2 separate regions of the Homo sapiens genome follow, and region 1 is linked to region 2. The links are chromatin loops, found by intact Hi-C in ENCODE. Cell type or tissue: CD14-positive monocyte. All regions are shown on one strand. Links, peaks and the distances in the headings refer to the core of each region. The heading gives the core; the rest is flanking DNA. Region 1 has its middle 40 kb from the start of DOCK9-DT. Region 2 has its middle 53 kb from the start of DOCK9-DT.

Region 1 (16,788 bases), core at 5,051-9,050, 92 kb after region 2:
GTCCCTTTTAAGGGTTTACAACTCTAAGGGGGTGCGCATGAGAGGGTCGTGACAATTGAGCAAGCAGGGGGTACGTGACTGGGGGCTGCATGCACCGGTAATTAGATCAGAACAAAGCAGGATAGGGATTTTCACAGTGCTTTTCTATACAATGTCTGTAATCTGTAGATAGCATAACCGATTAGGTCAGGGGTCCATCTTTAACTACCAGGCCCAGGGTGTGTCGCCGGGCTGTCTGCTTGTGGATTCCATTTCTGCCTTTTAGTTTTTACTTTTTCTTTCTTTGGAGGCAGAAATTGGGCATAAGACAATATGAGAGATGTTCTCCTCCCTTATTATGACCTAGCATTCGAGGTCTCAAAACCACATGATCTTGATCAAGCAAGTCACTAAGGAGCATTCTAGAATTAGGGGAGGTTAAGGACAGTAGCTGCCCAGAAAGGGCTGATACCAGGAATGGCTTGTTGATAGGACAATGACCTGGAGGGCCAAGGCTCCCCAGACTCCAATTAATGAACAAAATGCTTTGCATTGGGTGATTCTTGATAATTCATAAAACAAATGGAGAGGAAGTCCCTTTCATTGGGTGAATCTGCATGCAGTGTCCTTGGTATATTTCTTGACCTGGAGCAGAGCTGCCAGGGATTTCCTTTGAATGCCTATATGCACAGAGCAAATAGATATTTATTCAGTATCGCAGTGCTAAGCATTATGAGTGATGGAGTTATATCTTGTCTCTGCCCTTGAAGGCTACAATGCTATTGTAAAAACAGGTATACCAGTATTTGTAAATCAAGCCATATGCAAAAATTGCCGTGAGAAAGAGTTGAAGAGCTGTATGAACCCAGAAGAAAGAAGTATCTCTTTTCATGTCTGACCATCTCTCTGGGATTTCAACTCTTGTATCCCATTGGAATCACCTGGGGAGTGTTTTAAACATAATAATGGCCCTCTTCAGATTCTGATTTAATTGAGGGGTGGGTTCAAGCATCAGTATTTATGCTCTTCAGATGATTCTCATGGTAAGACAAAATTGTGAACAATGCGCAGCATGCCCCTGCTTTCCTGATGATGAGACTCACCTTAGCACAACTGTGAATGGTATCATTTTCCCTGGAAGACAGCAGATTCAGCAGGTCTGAGAAGGACGAAGTATGTGTTGTTTTAGCAGTTGCCCGGGTGATTCTTATCCTCAGGGAAGTTTAGTTAACACTGCTGATATGGTTTGGCTGTGTCCCCACCCAACTCTCTCCCATAATTCCCATGTGCTGTGGGAGGGACCCGATGAGAGGTAATTGAATCATGGGGGTGGTTCCCCCGTACTGTTCTTATGGTAGTGAATAAGTCTTATGAGAGCTGATGGTTTGATAAGGGGAAACCCCCCTCTCTTGGTTCTCATTTTCTCTCTTGCCTGCTGCCACGTAAGACTTCTGCCTTCTGCCTTCTGCCTTCCGCCATGATTGTGAGGCCTCCCAAACCACGTGGAACTGTGAGTCCATTAAACCTCTCTCTCTCTTTTTTTTTTTTTTTTTTTTTTTTTGAGACGAGTCTCTCTCTGTCCCCCTAGGCTGGAGAGCAGTGGCGCCATCTCGGCTCACTGCAAGCTCTGCCTCCCGGGTTCACGCCATTCTCCTGCTTCAGCCTCCCGAGTAGCTGGGACTACAGGCGCCCGCCACCACGCCCGGCTAATTTTTCGTATTTTTTAGTAGAGACGGGGTTCCACCGTGTTAGCCAGGATGATCTCGATCTCCCGACCTCGTGATCCGCCGGCCTTGGCCTCCCGAAGTGCTGGAATTACAGGCGTGAGCCACCGCGCCCGGCCAAACCTCTCTTTCTTTATAAATTACCCAGTAGTCTCAGGTATATCCTTATGAGCAGTGTAAGAATGGACTAATACAACTGCCTTACTCCAACCCCTCTCAGTACTTAATGCAGACTCCACTCTGAATGAACCTCTATTTTAATCGCAAATATAGAGGTGATCCCTACCCCAAACCTTCAATAAAATCGTAATTCTAATGCCAGCCTTAAATTAAATCTGAACCCAAGTTTTACTTTGATTCCCACCCTAACAACTACTTCCAGTTTTAACTCTCAAGCCCATTCACTCACACCTCTGAGAAAGAGCCTTATTTTAAACCATACTTCTTCCATCCTTTTCTCCATCCTTCTATCTCTATCAGCTTGTTGACTTCAACATGGGAGTTATTTGGTACTTTAGCTTTAGAGACCGGCAGACCTCTGCTTCCATCTCTAGTTCCACTTTTAGCATTGTTTAAGGCTCACCATTCTTATTTGTAAAGTACATGCCTTAAAGAATTTTTTGGAAGAATTAAGAAAGTAATGCCTGAGAGGCAGTTGGGGTTAATAGATGCAATTAACATTCTTGTAACCTCTGTGATGATTCCATGCCAGGCTTCAGTCATGCAAACATCAGTCTAAACTCCTGCTTTAGAAAATCTAAATAAGATGTATTTGGCAGTGTTGTGAAGGTGGAAGAAAAATCTTGCCTTACTCAAAAAAATGAGAAAAATTATGACACAAGAATGATTTGCTGATATTTCTGGTCCTTTTCTCTTCAACCTATCAATGAAAATTCACAAAGCACGTTTGAAAAATTTAGACCTTAATTTGGAAATTAAAAGACTATTATCAAGAGATGTTTCATATTCTCCTCTTTTGACCTCACTTCTAAACCCACCGTTGTTTGCTCTGTTTATTTTTTTGAATAGCTTGTTTTTCCTTTTAATTTGTCATTACCTTTCCTCTAGGCTTTAGATTTCATCATGAATTCACGTTTCTCTACTCCAAAGGAAACAAAATAATGTATATAGATGACTTCAGAAAATAGAGAATAATTTTTTTTAAGTGACAACTCCCTTTCATGTGTTCCTTGTCTCACACAGGCCCTCTTCTAGAAGTAGGACATAACCTACTTTTATGTCCGTTAGTAAGAAGTATTAAAAGAATGGGAAAAAATACCCTTCACCTAACTTTAAAAGGGGTTTCTTTTTTAGTAGGGTAGAAATTAATGCAATGGAGTTCCCGATGAAAATGGGAAAAGATATTAATCATTTAGAAAAGAAATATATTCACATTAAATACACATAGCAGATTCAGGAGCCATAATACTTAGAAAAATAAAGTGTTTTATCAAAACAGATATCTATATCTATTTATCTTGGAGAATATATGTGTAAATTATCCAGATGTAAGTTTTTAAACTATATTATGAATGAAAGTTACGATTAAAAATTCATTACTGAGATATCTCACATTATTAGAACACTAGTGAAATGAATGAGAGCTGGGGACAACCACAAGTGAAAAAGAAAGGGCTATTATTCTCCATGCTGGGAAAGCCCCGTTCTAACTCCTTTATTATAGGCAAGAAAAATAATCTTATTCTTCTTCATGAGCTTCTTTTTTGTGGAATTCTCATTCTTGTTCTTTTCCTCTTTTGGGTGTGGCTTGCTGTTTCTCTCCCTTTGGTGCGGGTGCCAGCTGTAACCAGAACACATGATTTTTAATTTCTCAGGACCTCATAAACATGCAACTAAAATGAAATAGAAAATGTTTCACTTCAAAGGTACAAGCTCTTTTGGCCAAACTTTTCAATTCCCTGCTAGAACTTCTAGGTTCATCTAATTATCTCCACTCGGTGGTTGTGCTTTAACACTGGGGTGGTGCTTCAGAGCAGAGTGAACAATAAAAGGCTTGTTTCCATCTGAGAAAAAGCAGTGTTTCAAATCCTGATTGCAATGTAAGAATATCATTTATACAAATTCACCAAAGTACAAGGGGGCAGACTTGCCAATACATGAGCATCATGTTATTCATTCTTAAAGTTGCTGTTTTGGCTAAACAAGCAAAAGGTTGTTTTCCTTTTGCTTTTGGGTAGAATGCCAGCTTTGTGTTTTGTTATCGTGCTTTGTCACCTAACATGCAGAGCATTTCATTCTAAACCTTTCCTATGCTTTAAGTTTCAGTTAACATAAAATGAATGAAAGTCCTCCTCCTCCTCTTTCTTCTTCTTCAACAAGGTCTGGCCCTCTCACCCAGGCCAGAGTGCAGTGGTGTGATCATAGCCCACTGTAGCCTCTACCTTCTGGACTCAAGCGATCCTCCTGCCTCAGCCTCCCAAGTAGCTGGAAATACAAGCACATGCTATTTTAGTTTTTATTTTGTAGAGACAGGGTTTTGCCACATTTCCCAGGCTGATCTTGAACTCCTGGCCTCAAGCAATCCTCCCGCCTCAGCCTCCCAAAGTTCTGAGATTATAGGGGTGAGTCACCACGACCAGCTGAAAGCTCTTCTTTATTGATATGACAGGTTCACAGTGTGGTAAAATATGGGTATTTCAATGAGAGATAATCCGAATAAACGTTGAGTCCATTTAAAATCCTTTAAGAAGCGTGGACATTACAACACAGGGAAAGCCTGGTGGTGGGTATGGAACGGAAGAGCCAAGGAAAAGGAGAAAGACATTTCTGCTGGAGCCAGTGCCTGGCATTGTGAACCCGAGATGGGAAGTCAAAGGGCAGGGATGAGGAGCGTGGCAGGAACACACTACACACCCTACGTGTATCCACGGCAGAGTTGTTTTCCTGGAAATATATGGACTAGAACAGTCTAGCTTGAAACCAGGGAAACAAAATCATTAGTTACATCATCACAAACCACAAACACCTATCCAAAAGGGAATCTTTATCAGCAGCATGGGCCAGGTGCTGTATTCTCAAAACTTTCCTGGGAATCATCAGGGCATTCCAAAGGGCAGCAGTAGAATGAAGGGAAAGTTCAAGGTAGGTAGACTTCAGTCTGCCCAAAGAACATCCCAACCAACCGCAGCACTGGCCGCGAACTGCCTTACTGAGGAAAGTTGCCTCCACCTGCCCTAGCACACCGCAGACTCCACTAATGATTTCGGACTTTTTCCAGGCTTAGCCCTGCCTAGTTTCATAACCCAAAAAACCTATAGCCAGCGGGGCATGAGCTCCCCCTCCCCACAAGCAAGTGGGCTTAGGCCAGCCTCGGCTGGCTTGGGTGACAGCACTGAACAGTGCCAGGTCTGCTGAAAGCATGGCCGTGAAGCCTTTGCACTTACACACCTCTGGGGTTAGCCTGCCTTGCTGGCTCTCCTGCCAGGCTCCCTACACTCATTTTCAACTAGTTCTCCCCAGGGAAGGAGGAAGAGCTGGCAGCTCTGCCCAGATCACCTGCTTCCTTCCAACCCTTTTGCCCAAGGTTCGACTCTGTACCAGGGTTTCCCATTTCCCTGGGGAGAGCCAGACAGCTGTGGAAAGCTGGTATTTCCATGTCATTCCTGAAAACCTCATGTGGCAACTGATGACTAGTCATGGCCTGATGTCATCTAGAGCCATTTTTCTTCTCTCTGCTCATCTGCACGCTCAGTTAACTCAGGTTTTGTACATCTTCGTTCAAACTCATCACCTCCATTGCTCCAGGGCTTTCCCCTTGGATTCCACTGGATTCAAGGAGCAAATGTCCCCGTTTGCTCCTTCAGATCAAAAGTAGGGAGAAGAGCTTAATTCTCTGTCTTCCTGAATGTAGCAGATGGTATCAGTGGCCCCACCTCCCACTGGCATTCACTTCTACTTATAGCTGACCCCTGAAAATCTCCACTCAAAGCCTTTTTTTTTCTGACCTTGAAAACACACTGTGCCCATGCATGGAGAAGCCAGACATGCTGGAAATTTCATTCCCCTGAAAGCAGCCTGAACCCATGACAGATGGAGAATTGGTGGATTAATACCCCAGATCCCTGGCCCCTTGGTTGGATGAATTCTGAGTCTTGGTTTTCAGAATTCTCTAGTGGGATCGAGCTCTATCTGCCCATGGTGGTAATTTGCTTGATAATGTGCATCCTTTATTGGCTTTCTTGTCTTCTCTGTCTCATGTCCACTATTTCCAGTGTTTTCCGGGACCCTTTCTCAAATTCCTGGCACTTGAATTCTTATCTCAGGGTCTGCCATTGTGTGAGGCTCAGCACAATGCCTAGCTAGCACATAGTAGGCACTCAATTAATTCATCCTTGACAGGTCATTGATCAATATTGCAGATGGGATTTCTGCCTTGGGAGAGAGGTGACACTATATGACCGTGAAGGATTCTTGCAGGTGCAAAAGTCTTCCCACGTAGAAATCAATGTCTTTCCAACTAGGAGACCTAGAAAAGGAGCTGTGAGGTGGAAACATATGAAAAAAAAATTTTCTCCCCTCTGTGCCAACGTGCTTTCATATGTGAAGGAGGAAGCGAGGCTCACAGGTTGGTTATGAAATCATTCAATTTCAATTTCTTGAGCCAGCATATCGCCTTTTATGGACACTGCAGCCCAGGGTAATGTGCAGGGAGTGATTTTCCATCACGTTCTATATAGTTCACAGCAGAACCAAAAATAAGATGTTCAAACCCTAGAGTATTATATTATGAATAAATACGGTCAAATCATATACCAAATACAATTATGATTACTCCATGACCAGAACTCTCGTAACACTCCTTTATGGTTGGTTGACACTGCATTCATATTTCTGTGTCTCAAGTGAGGAAATGAGTCACCAAAACGGTAAAAAAAAAAAGGCGCTGAAAACTGTCTGGCTGCTGTCTGAAGAGAGCTGGAAGAAAATGTTCCTGACCTCCCCCACCATATGCCCGGGCTGATGGGGGCTTCACCACAGTCCCAGACTCTCAAATCTTTCTGACATATTTTCATAAGAGAATAAAACACTGTAGTTAACGAGCTATGTAAGTTCCATTTGTGAATTGGTGTTTGATGAAATGATACATTGTAGAGGTAAAATGGGAATGTGAAAAGCAGGGTTTTTTTTTTTTTTTGTCCTAACAACTGAGTGTTTCATATGGTTGAGCAAAATCACATTTTAATATAGTTGAGCGTATTCCAAATGAGGTCTCTGCCTCCAAGGAGCTGCCTTGCTGGGAAGTCTGTAAAGTTCACATCCTTTTAACAGAACCGGAGTTGATGGAACAGGACAGTCAGGGAGGGGTCTGCACCTGGAGTTGAGACATGCCTGTGGGTGAAAATGGTTGCTTGGAGGGAGGAGACCCCCACACAGGCAGCGGATCACCTGCAGAGAGGACCGTGCCTGGCAGAGGACTGGGTGGTGCCCAGCACTTTGGAAGTCTAGAAAATAAGTAGTATATGGGTGTAGCGCAGACTGAGGCCTGGCAGCAGGGAGCAAGTAATGTGTGATGATCCAAACAGACAAGCACTAAAAACTAAAAGTAGGCCGGGCACAGTGGCTCACGCCTGTAATCTCAGCACTTTGGGAGGCCAAGGCAGGCAGATCACGAGGTCAACAGATCGAGACCATCCTGGCCAACATGGTGAAACCCTGTCTCTACTAAAAATACAAAAATTAACTGGGCATGGTGGTGCACGCCTGTAGTCCCAGCTACTCGGGAGGCTGAGGCAGGAGAATCACTTGAACCTGGGAGGCGGAGGTTGCAGTGAGCCGAGATCGCGCCATTGCACTCCAGCCTGGCGACAGAGCGAGACTGTCTCAAAACAAAAAACAAAACAAAAAAGAAAAACTAAAAGTAGATCTACCATTAAAGAACTAAAAGGAGAACTACCATTTGATCCAGCAATCCCACTACCAGGAATCTACCCAAAGGAATATAAGTCATTATGTGAAAAAGACATATGCACACACATGTTTATAGCAGCACAATTTCCAATTGCAAAGATATGGAACCAACCTAAGTGTCCACCAACAAGTAAGAAAAAGAAAATGTGCTATATATACACCACGGAATACTACTCAGCCATAAAAAGGAATGAAATGTCTTTATGCAGCAACCTGGATGGTGCTGGAGGCCATTATTCTAAGTGAAGTGACTCAGGAATGGAAAACCAAATATCGTATGTTCTCACTCAAAAGTGGGAGCTAAGCTATGAGGATGCAAAAACATATAGAGTGATGTGATGGACTTTGGGGATGCAAGGAAAGAGGTTGGCAGCGAGGTGAGGGATAAAAGACTGCTCAGGTGATGGGTGCATTAAAATCTCAGAATTCACCACTAAAGAACTCATCTATGTAACCAAAAACCACCTGTACTCCCAAAACCATTGAAATTTAAAAAAAAACTGAAAACAAACAAACAAAAAAAAACAGAAGCAATGATGTCTGGAAGCCCCAGTACTGGCTAAAGGAACAGTCACTTGTCAGGCTCCAGAAGTAAGTCTAGAAGACTTTGGAACTGTGTACTTAGTGGCAGTGAGGAATTCAGTCACTAGAACTAGAACTAGAACTGTGGTTCAAGAAAAAACAGCAACACAACAGATTTGGTGAGGACTCACTTCATCTATTGAACTAAACTTTTAAATATCCCTGCAGCTAAAGCCAGAACTGGCCCCAAAGCTAAGCATGGGAAGTTCAAATTGCTGAGCTTGTAGTGGGGCGCATATTAGTCCATTAGGAGGTGGCTGGGCAGGTGCAGGGGCAGGAGATCTGGCAGGTCACACTATGAGTAACCCTGAAGAAGAACATCGATTTCAAGAAGTAAATGGAGGGAGAGACCCCTCTGGTTAAAATTGAGACCCATGATGAAAGGGACACCAAGTTTCCTAAAGCAGAATTGGAACAAAAGTAAATTTAATTTCCTATTTTTAAAAATGGGATCTTAGAAAAATGAGAGACTAAGATAAAAAATTCATTGTATCCTAAACCAAAGAAACAGTTTCTGGGATGTATCCATGGCTCATACTTATTTTATGTGTTTGTCATTTCACTGGGTGAAGATATAAGATGCAAAGTTATCAAAGCAGGGCATGATAAAATTCTGTAAAGAGAACAAAACTCTGGATTATAAAACTGGACTCAAAAAGAATCCAGAGAAACTTAAAATTAAAAACATAAAACCATTTATATTAGCACCAATAAATTAAATACTCAAGTATACATATAACAAAATATGGGCCAGGCGTGGCGGCTCATGCCAGCACTTTGGGAGCCCGAGGCAGGTGGATCACCTGAGGTCAGGAGTTCGAGACCAGTCTTGTCAATATGGTGAAACCCCGTCTTTACTAAAAATACAAAAATTAGGCCGGGCGCGGTGGCTCATGCCTGTAATCCCAGCACTTTGGGAGGCCAAGGTGGGCGGATCACGAGGTCAGGAGTTCGAGACCAGCCTGACCAACATGGTGAAACCCCGTCGCTACTAAAAATACAAAAATTAGCTGGGCGTGATGGTGCGTTGCTTCTAATCCCAGCTACTCAGGAGGCTGAGGCAGGAGAATCGCTTGAACCTGGTTCTAAAGTTTATATGGAGAGGCAAAAGTCCCAGAATAGCCAACAAAATATTGAAGGAGAGGAACAAAGTTGGAGGACTGACATCACCTGACAAGACTTACCATAAAGCTCCAGTAACCAAGACAGTGTGGTATTGACAAAATAATAGACAAATAAATTCCCAGAACAGAATAGAGAGTCCAGAAATAGACCCACATAAAATTGGTCAGCTGATCTTCGAAAAAGGATCAAAGACAATACAATGGAGGAAAGAGTCTTTTTAAACAAATGGTGCTGGAATGACTGGACATCCATATGCCAAAAAATGAATCTAGACACAGACCTTAGACCCTTCACAACAATGAACTCAAAATGGACCACAGACCTTAACGTAAAGCAAAATCCTAGAATATATAAAACTTAGAATGTAACATAGGAGAAAACCCAGGTGACCTTGGGTTTGTGATGTTTGTGATGGCTTTTTAGATACAACACTAAAGACACAATTCATGAAAGAAAGAATTGATAAGCTGGACTTCACTAAAATTAAAAATTTCTGCTCTGTGTGAAACATTGTCAAGAGAATGAAAAGATAAGCCAGAGACTGGGAGAAAATGTTTGCAAAAGGCATCTCTGATAAAGGACTGTGATCAAAAATACACAAAGAACTCTTAAAACTCAACTGTAAGAAAACAACATGAATAAACAATGGGCCAAAGACCTTAACACACATCTCACCACAGAACATATACAGATGGTAAATAAGCATACGTAAAGATGTTCCCACCAGCTGCGGTGGCTGACACCTGTAATCTCAGCACTTGGGAGGCCGAGGCAGGCGGATCACCTGAGGTCATGAGTTCAAGACCAGCCTGGTCAACATGGTGAAACCCTATCTCTAGTGAAAATACAAAAAAGAAAAAAACAATAGCTGGGCATGGTGGCACGTGCCTGCAGTCCCAGCTACTTGGGAGGCTGAGACATAAGAATCACTTGAACCTGGGAGGTGGAGGTTGCAGTGAGCCGAGATGGTGCCACTGCACTCCAGCCTGGCGACAGAGTGAGACTCCATCTCAAAAAAAAAGATTTCCACAACATGTTTCATCAGGGAAATGCAAATTGAAAGAACACTGAGATACCACTGCACACCTATTAGGTTAGCCTTAATCCGGAACACTGCAACACCAAATACTGGCAAAGATGTGGAGCAACAGGATCTCTCAGGCATTGTGGCATTGCTGGTGGGAATGCAAAATTGTACACCTATTTTGGAAGGCAGTTTGGCAGTTTCTTAAAAAACTAAACATACTCTTTACCATACAATCCAGCAATTGCACTATACGATATTTACCCAGAGGAGTTGAAACTTATGTTCACACAGACACCTGCACATGGATATTTATAGCAGTTTTATTTATAATGACAAAACGTGCAAGCAAAGAAGCTGTACTTCAGTAAGTAAATGGGTAAGTAAACTGTGGTACATCCAGGCAATGGCATACTATTAAATGCTGAAAAGAAATGAGCTATCAAACCATGAAAAGACATGGAGGAAACATAAATGTATATTACTGAGTGAAAGAAACAAATCTGAAAAGATTATACACTGTCTAATTCCAACTATATGAAATTTTGGAACTGACAAACAATGGATACAAAAAGAGATCAATATAGTTGATCCTTGAACAACAACAAAGTTAGGAGTGCCAACCTTCCATGCAGTAGAAAATCCATGTATAACTTTTGACTCCCCCAAACTTAACTATGGGTAGCTTACTGTTGGCCAGAAGACTTACTGATAACATAGTCAATTAACACATATTTTGTATGTTATATACTATATTACAATAAAGAAAGCTAGAGAAAAGAAATGTTACTAAGATAATCACAAGGAAGAGACTATATACTTAGTATTCATTAAGTGAAAGTGGGTCATCATAAGGGTCTTCATCTTTGACATCTTCACACTGAGTGGGCTGAGGAGGAGGAGGAAGGGGAGGACTTCTCTTGCTGTCTCAGGAGTAGCAGAGGTGGCAAGGTAGAGGAGGTGGAAGGGAAGGCAGGCATACTTAGTGCAACTTTTATTGAAAAAAAATGCATATCATTGGGCCCATGCTGTTCAAACCCATGTTGTTCAAGAATCAATTCTAGTTTCCAGAGGTTTGAGAGAGGAAGGGGAGCACAGAGGATTTTTAGGGCAGTGAAACTACTCTGTGTGACACTATAATGGCGGATGCATGCCATTGTACGTTTTTCCACACCCATAGAATCCACAGCACCGAGAGTGAATCCTGATGTCAACTACGGGCTTTGGGCGATGACGATGTGTCAATGTAGGCTCATCAATTATGGCAAATGTACCACTCTGGTAGGGGAATGTTAAAAACAGGGAAGGCTATGCATGTGTAGGGGGCAGGGAGCATAGGGGAAATCTCTGTGTCTTTGTCGCAAGTAAACCTAAAACTGCTCTAAAAAATAAAGTCAATTCAAAATAAAAAGAATCTTAAGAGAAACTTTGGGGAAAAGGCATCTTCAATATCCAGATGTTCTGTTTCTTCTGAACTCCAATCAACTCCAGAAGAATCTGGAATACAGAAGGGGGCCTTGGGCTCTGCCACCATTCTGTTAGAGTTGGCCAGGACCTTCCCCCTGCCGGATCGGAGGGGTGAGGCTGGCCAGCAGCAAAGCCCTGGGGTAAGATCAGAGAAGCCTTCTTGGAGAGAGTTTGGTCTGTGGAGATCCATAAACCCCATATTAGTCAGCGTTCTCCAGAAAAACAGAATCAATAGGATGGTTCACTAAGGAATTGGCTCATGCAATTGTCAGGGGCTGGCGAGCCTGAAATGTGCAGGGCAGGCTGGAGACCCAGGGAAGACCTGGTGTTGCCGCTCTGGTCTGAAGACAGCCTGGAGGCAGAATTCCCTCAATGTTTTTCTTAAGGCCTTTCAGTGATTAGATGAGGCCCACCCAGATTATGGTGGATAAGCTGCTTTACTTAGAGTCTACTGATTTAAATGCTAATGCCATCTAAAAAATACATGCATATCACATCTAGACTGGCATTTAACCAAGTGTTTGGGTACCATGGCCAAGGCAAGTTGACATAAAATTAACCATCATAGATCCCCCACCCCGCCAAGAAGAAGAATAATTCTGATCCCTTACAGGCATCTTGGGGAGAGCCTACTGGTATCCATGAATTCCAATGAGCTAGAGAAGAAGGGAAGGAAGGAGATTGATGCAGCTTTCCTGATGAGGCTGAGGACATGAGCCCACATAGCTCAGAAGATGACACAGCATCACAATAGAGAACTGATTTTATGTCACCTGTCACACTGCAGGTCAACAGGGCAGACACTGTCTTGCTTTCATCATTCACAGGATGGCCTCCATTTAAGTACTGGGGTAGACTGATAATACCACCCCAACAATGTCCACATCCTAATCCCTGGAACCCATGAATGTATTACCTTCTATGACAAAAGGCACTTTGCAGATATAACTTTAAATCTTGAGATAAGAGATTGTTCTAAATAATCCAGGTAGGCCCTAAGTGTAATCACAGGGTTCCTATAAGAGAAGACTAGGAAGGTCAGAGTCAAAGAGGGAAATATGACAACAGAAGCAGAGGTTGGAGTGAGTGCTTTGAAGATGGAGGAAGGGACTGCATGCCGAGGAAGGCAGGTAGCCTCTAGAAAGAAGCTGAAGAGAGCATGGAAATGGATTCTCCCCGAGAGCCTCCAGGAGGAATGCAATTCTGCTGACATCTTGATTTTAGGACTTCTGATCTCCAGAATCATGAGACAATGAATTTGTGTCATTTGAAGTCACAAAGTTGTAATCTTTTACAGCAGCCATAGGAAACGAATACAAATAACTTAAGGTGACACAGTAGCAACAGAGAAAACATAATCAGAATACCCATAATAGGCTGGGCATGGTGGCTCACGCCTGTAATCCTAGCATTTTGGGAGGCCAAGGTTTGCAGATCACCTGAGGTCAGGAGTTCAAGACCAGCCTGGCCAGCATGGTGAAACCTCGTCTCTACTAAAAATAGAAAAATTAGCTAGGCATGGTGGTGCATGCCTATAATCCCAGGCACTGGGGAGGTTGAGGCAGGAGAATCACTGGAACCCAGGAGGCGGAGGCTGCAGTGAGCCAAGATTGTGCCACTGCCACTGCACTCCAGTCTTGGTGACAGAGAGAGACTCCATCTCAGAAAAACATCAAAAAAAGAATACCCACAATAGATAGGTTTTAGGGAAATAAAATTGTTAGAGAAGACAGACAAAAACTTCAACTAAAATATAAGAGCTCATAACAGAATTTGACTATGGCACACGCACACACACATACACACAAACTTTCTGGAGCTGAAAAAGGTTTAACTAAAAGATTAAAAGACAAAATGGTGGTATAGAAGACAAATAGAAAAAGGCTTAAAAGACAGAAAATGTACAAAGAGATGCCAATCATGAGGGGAAAAATGAGAAGACATAATGAGGATAAATAACAGGATTCAGAAGCATAAAAAGAGATGGGCTTGCTAGAAAACAGAATCAAATCTGATGCAGTAACAGGTCAATGGGGAGTGTGGTCTCCAGGAAGCAGTTTGAAGGGAGAGGAGTCTGAAGCAGGGAGGAGGGAGAGCAGGCACAGAGGCCCAGCCAGCTGGCTGCAGCTTCCTAAGAAGCACAACTGAATGCTTGGTCTCCTGGGATGTGTTCAGACAGGTGGTGTAGACCACTGGATCTCAGAAAGTCCTTCAGAAGGAGTAGTAGGTGCTCTCCAGCTCCCACTGGTCAAAGGTCAGGTGTTCAGACAGGTGGTGTAGACCACTGGATCTCAGAAAGCCCTTCAGAAGGAGTAGTATGTGCTCTCCAGCTCCCACTGGTCAAAGGTCAGGGATGCCAGTGACATGGATGTCACTGTTACATTTGTTACAGCCCCACTGGTCCCTGAGGCTGTGTTCCTTTTTTGGTTCCAGTCTATTTTCTCTCTGTCTTGCTGTCTGATCTTCAAATGCACATTTTGTGGCTAATGCCCATTGTGCCTGTTATCAAACCATCGTTTGATTATATAACTGTCCTCATTTGTACTTCAGTGTTTTAAAAGAATCTAGCCTTAGAGAAATGAGCCACAGACAAAATACACAAATGCTCAAAACAGCCAGTTCCTAAATAAATAAATATTAGATTGAAAACTAAAGCTGGTCCCTAGGAGGTAGGTGATACATATCCATCATTACAAACCAAATCTTTACTGAGTTGATTAACACAATTAATTGAAATGTTAACAAGAGGAGTAGGAAGGTAACCTAAAAGTCACAGACTGATATAACAAATAATAGCTTGGAAAAATCCATATTTACTGTTGTTTTATCTTCTGTAACACTTTCCAGGGAAGATGGAACAAGTTTGGCTAAGCCGTAATGTCTAAAATATCCCCCAAGAAACTGCACATATTTTTTGCCAGTTTGCTCAGTTTGATCATATGAAGTTCAGTAATAACTGTAGGTCTCCTGGCTGTCAAGCCAGAGGAGGCTTGGAATGTGACATGTGACACACTGACCTGCTGCCACCCCCACTTCCTATAATGCCCTCTCAGAAGACAGTGCTGGAAAACTCAGACAGCAGAATGAAAAGAATAGCACCAGAAGAAGTAAAAGCTTTCACAGCCAAAAGGCAGAGGAGCACTTCTGGCTGAATTAAAAGGGTGATTGGGGCAAAGAGAAATGAAGGGTACCATGTTGTTTAATAAGAAGGAAGAGCTATGAACTGTATTTACTCATTTTTTAAAGTTTATTCGATTTTTTTTTCATTGCTACTTGTCCCTTTGGCCTTATCACCAAAGCAGTGAGGTGGAAGTCTGAGTAAGGAAGGAGAAAAATCAGTGCTGTGAAGAATATGGAATTCAGTCAGGTGGGTTTTAACCAACTTAGAAATTCCCTGGGAAGATTCTATGGGGAGAAGATATAACAGGAAAAGTAACAGATTTTTTTTGTTTTCCAGAAAACTGTCAGCTCTAATTCTCATCATGGGGTCAGGGCCAGCACATAATTTTCAAGCCTTAGAGCTCGCCAGGCACCAACAGCTCCTGAGCACGGAGCTGGAGGAGCTGTGATGAGCCCCCTGGGCTTAGGCAAGGGGCAGGGAAGAGGCAACAATGGCACCCAGCTGAGGACCGGGCCATGGTGATAAATGGGAAGCCCAGGCCATTTCAACCAGAACCATGCTTGGAAAATCAAGCAAGTAAGATGATGTGTTACAGAGGATAATGTGTGTGCAAAAGGGCATGTGTGTGTGTTTGTAGATGCATGAAGGTTTTTGTGTGAATGTAGAAAGCAGGCTTGGCCATGGTTGGAGGTCACCAAGGTATAAAAATCCTTCATGGGCATCAGTCTAAGATTTTAAAAAATGAGACTGGAGAAGAGGCCAGGCAGTGGAAAACAGGCTCCAAAATAAGGGGGAAAACAGGCTCCAAAATAAGGGAGAAAGCAGATTCCACCCCTCTGGCTGAGACACAGGGGACAATGCCCCTCAGCGTACTGCAACGCTGAGGGCACATTAGCTAAGCTCCAATGTGAGACATATACTCTGATAAGAATGCTTGGAAATGTGTCCATTCCAGAAAATCCGGGACCTACGGTTGCTGTATCAGCAACTTGCCTTGGCCAAGTATCGGTGAGTGCATTTGATTCTACTTCTGTGGTGTCCCCAGATCTATGCCTCCTTCCCACACCACCAGTGCTGGCCAGATCCTCTTTCTCTTTCATCGGGGTGCCTTTCTCTCCACCCACCTCTGTCTTCTCCCAATACCCGTCTTTCCTACACACTGATGTTAGTCCATCCTCCATTTTCATCCTCCATTGCTCAAAAGTAGCTTCACTGACTGTAGTAAAACGTCCAAACTCTTTATTTTGGTGTTCAAGACTTTCTGCACTTAGACTTTGTGGCCAACAGACCATCGGGTGGCACTCATGTTTGTGCCCTGTATAGTCCTCTCCACATGGGCATGAGTGGGACTTGAGACTTCCTTCTGATAGATTATGGCAAAGGTGAAGGGATGTCATTCCTGTGAGTTTATATGTACAGGGTGTGTGTATCGCCAAATAAATATATAATGTTTTTGACTTGCTAGCACGTGCTAGATACTCTTTCCACTGCTGGTTTAGAAGAAGCAAAGTAGGCCGGGTGTGGTGGCCTACTGTAATCCCAGCACTTTGGGAGGCCGAGGCAGGCGGATCACCTGAGGTCAGGAGTGCGAGACCAGCCTGGCCAACATGGTAAAACCCTGTCTCTACTAAAAATGCAAAAATTAGCCAGGCATGGTGGTGGATGCCTGTGATCCCACCTACTTGGGAGGCTGAGGCATGAGAACTGCTTGAACCTGGGAGGTGGAGGTTGCAGTGAGCCGAGATCATGCCACTGCACTCCAGCCTGGGCAATAGAGCGAGACTCAGTCTCAAAAAAAAAAAAGAAGCAAAGTAGCATGGCATGGTGGCACGTGCCTG
Region 2 (4,000 bases), core at 1-4,000:
AAAACAGCAAAGGTGGTTCACACATAGCCAATGTAAAGCTTTTGTTTTCAGGCTTGCTTCATGTTCCACCTTCTTCCATGGAAGATGAGGAATTATTCCTAATGTTCCTGATGAGAACCAGAGTAAATTCAAGGGCTGATGTCACAGCAGCCTGCTTAGGGCATTCCAAAACACACCTCTAAAGAGAGGGAGAGATTTGATTCCTCCAACTTCCACAAATGAACACACACAAGGACACTTCTGGGAAGATATGCTTCTTGATTTCATAATAGCCAGTACCTGGGTTAAATATATTATGTAACCAAAGAAACATCCTGATGATTCAAATTTCCTGGGGAGAACTAATGATAACCCATCAGAGTCATCAATGTGGGTCACTGGAGGTCACCAGGAGATCAAGGTACATTTTAATGCTAAGTGGCTTCAGTCCAAGGAGTGCCAATGAGATTATACACTGTTAAAACTGATTCCAGGCTGGGTGCGGTGGCTCACGCCTGTAATCCTAGCACTTTGGGAGGCCTAGGCAGGCCGATTGTCTAAGCTCAGGAGTTCGAAACCAGCCTGGGCAACATAGTGAAACCCTGTCTCTACTAAAAATACAAAAAAAAAATTAGCCAGAAGTGGCGGCGTGTGCCTGTAGTCCCAGCATCTTGGGAGGCAGAGGCAGGCGAATTGCTTGAACCCAGTAGGTGGAGGCTGCAGTGAGCTGAGATCACACCACTGCACTCCACACTTCAGCCTGGGCAACAGAGTGAGACACCATCTCAAAAAAAAAAAAAAACCTGATTCCAAAATTCATTCAAATATACGCACCCCTAAAACCCCTCTTTGGGAAAGATAAGGCTGAGGCTAGGTCCTCTTCCTCAACTGAAAGGGGAAGTACTATAAATTTATTAATTTATATGACATAAATTTATTAATTTACATGACATAAATTTATTAATTTACATGACATAAATTTATTAATTTATATGACAAATTAAAACAGAGTTGGTGTTTTGTAGCTTTCCACTTGAAATACAAAATCTGTATAGTTTAAAAGGAATACTTGAAGAGTCTGTTTCCAAATATCACAAACTCTTGTATTTGGCAAACAACAAGAATGTCAACCTATGTGAAAGTCTTTAATTTAGCAGATGTGTATTTAATTAAAAATTAACAGAAATCAGGAGTAGTGAGGTTACACATTCCCATAGTTCAAAGCTACCTAAAAATGGAAGTTTTAATTTCACTTCATTAAACACTTAGGAGCAGATTCCAGTAGTCTAAGTAAGACATCATTGGCTTTTAGGAACAAATGTGTCAACAACTGTTAAAGAATAGTTCCTTGTTATGAAACCTTAAAATTCTAGGACATATGATGTTTTAAGACATCTGAGTACAGGTAGCAGATTTAAACATACATAGCCACCTTCCTATCTATCAGTTGAGAACTAAAAACTAAAAAGCATTTTGATAACATGTCTAATTTCTTATATAGCATATCATTCAGGCAGGACCAGTAGTAGAGAAGGCAAAAAACAAATATTCCACCTTAGTTCTAAAACAGAAAATCTGAATATGAAAGACAGATAAGATTACAAGATATGGGCTGCTCTGGAAGGATCAACCAGGACCAATAAGTAAAAACTCTAATAACCAGTGTTGCCCTAAAATAGGATAAACCATTTGTGAGGGAATGAAACTACTGCCCCAAGGAGGGGTTCATGCATGAGCGGGAATGCCCGTGGGTGACGGAAGTATCACAAAGGCAAATGAACTAATGCCGTCAACAAACCCTCCAGTCTTCAGTGGGATGGATTTTCCATGTTGTAGACACTGTCAGCGAGTGCAGTTTCAAGTCAGGCAAAATGGAAGCTCGTGCATCTTTGATCGCGCAGGTGGTCTAAAGGGATGGCACAGAGGCCCAATATACCTAACCTGTAGAAGGCACATCTCACATCTCACCTATTGCAACAGTGATAAAAGTGAGGACACTGAGGCTTAAAGACGGTTAAAGACCAAAGTCACAGAGAACTAAAGTGTCTGAACTAGGACTTCTACTCTCACATCCCCAGACTTCAGATTAGAATTCTTTCTACTCTACCATGATGGTTTTCTGTCAGGTCCCAGAAGAACCTCAAATGCTCCCTACATATAGATGTGCTGAGTAAATAAAAGTTTTATATTTAGAGAGGAAAAAATAGAGATCAAAATGCCTGGCCAACTTCAGGGGGTCTGTGACATGGCTCTGATATGAACACCATGTCTTTTCTTCCAACTTCTAATCATGAAATATATTCAAACCAGCTGCTCCATCTAGTGGATTAATGGAAGATCCTCAGGATGAGAGAAAAGCACATTTTTAATACTGTTCAGCTCACACAACCCTAAAGCATTCATCTGCTATCCCATACCTCATATCCAAAATAGCAACACTAGAAAAGAGATTATGAAGATTACAAGCTTTCAGGAGTCAAGGATGAATTCATTCCAACTGGTTAAAACCATATTCCAAATTTGCTTCCTCCCTCATTTCCCCAGTTTCCCCCAACATAAGTACAGAGTCGGCAAAGCAGGTCACATCACAAGTCACTGAGGTAACAGCTCTCCAGTAGCACACCCAAGAGGTGTAACTCCAAACTGAAGCTGAAGCTCCCAGAGATTCCACAGCCCCTTGATATACTGTGTTTACTAATCATCTTAAGCCTAAGACCTTCTTTCCAAAGAGAACAATATGTGGTGGGAAAAACCCAGGCTCAGAAGTCAGCCAAAATTCCTGGTTCTGTCAGTTTCTGACTGTTGTAACCTTGAGTCAATCATTAAACTTCTGCCTCAGCTCCTCATCTGCAAAACATGGATAATGGCACACCCCTCAGGGGTGCCATGAGGATGGAGAGGTGACAAAAAGAATGCACCTAACACATTCCTGAAACACCGCAGCACTCAACGAACAGCAGAGACAGATAGGTGGACCTGAGTAGGCTCCAATTTAAGGGCCCTTTATCTGTTTTCCTTAATCTTCAAATTTCTATTTTAAAAAGGTAACAAAAATGGTGAGCAGAGTTGTTAGAAGACATAGAGATGCGTAATAATAAGGAACAGTGAAGGAACTGTGATTCGGTGTGGCCAGAACACAGGCAGTAAAGGTGGATGCCAGGAGTTGAGGTGAAACAGACAGGCAGTTCCTTGTAAGCCATATGGATGCATTTGGATGTCATCCAGCAATCAATGTGGAACCACCGGATTATCTTCCCATTACCCCAATCTGTCATATTCTAACACTGCTCCAAAACTTTCACAGTCACCTACTTCCTAAAGAATGAAGTGGAACAGTCTTAACAAGGTGGGTTTCTGAATCTGTGTTTCTGTCTTCTGTCTCAGCTTCCCATTTGGTATGTCAACTTTCATGTGCAGGTTTGCTCAAGACACGTGCTTTAAGATGCAGAAGAAAGATCAAATTCAATAACATTAATTATGAAACTTAAGTTGTGTCACAACTCTCAATCTCTCAAATTTGAATGAGCAGATTTAATATTAGTAAACATTCTGAACTCCAATCAAATGTAATGCAACACAAAACATGAATGAACACTATCAGAGACTGATGAATACCTCCCTCACCCCAACATCTATCCTTCCCTTTTGATATAGTAATAGCAGTGCTGGTGGGCCTCTGGCTACCCAGCCAAAAACTACATTTCTCAGTCTCTCTTGCACTGAAGTGTGTCTACTGGATTGGGTTCCAGTTAATGGGATGGTTAAAGTTAAAGCTAATGGGACGTGTTAAGTGATACGTGCAATTTTAAAGTCATGCACTTAAATGGGAAGGAGTACACCATTCCCATACCATCTCCCTTTTCTGCTACAAGGAAGTACTATGTGGAAAATGGCAGAGCAACAAGATAGAAGGAGCCTGGGACCCCAAAATGGTAGAGTCATCAATCAACCCTGAACTGTTTACACTTGGACTAAGAGTAAACCTAACTTCCATCCTTTATAAGGCATTGTTTTTTGATCT

The links. A loop is a pair of places that touch in the nucleus more often than their neighbours do. Peaks named below come from ENCODE experiments on the same cell type or tissue, not always from the same donor. Only the 100,000 strongest peaks of a DNase experiment are listed, where the experiment ranks them.
Region 1: it touches region 2 in a loop (2.3-fold over the local background); 4 of 110 quality-filtered maps call a loop at or near these places.

Annotation. Positions count from the first base shown.
Region 1 is chr13:99,118,571-99,135,358 of GRCh38, forward strand. No RefSeq gene overlaps it. Among named protein-coding and RNA genes, the nearest start is that of DOCK9-DT, 40 kb to the left of the region's middle. RefSeq lists enhancers at 1,424-1,483, 6,499-6,598. In CD14-positive monocyte, for the core only: no CTCF peak of the experiment used is centred there; a DNase peak (open chromatin) is centred at 6,561; H3K4me3 peaks cover 798 bases; H3K27me3 peaks cover 4,000 bases.
Region 2 is chr13:99,031,717-99,035,716 of GRCh38, forward strand. It overlaps a transcript of DOCK9 not described here. Among named protein-coding and RNA genes, the nearest start is that of DOCK9-DT, 53 kb to the right of the region's middle. In CD14-positive monocyte, for the core only: CTCF peaks have their summits at 2,315 (motif pointing left) and 2,515; no DNase peak of the experiment used is centred there; H3K27me3 peaks cover 4,000 bases.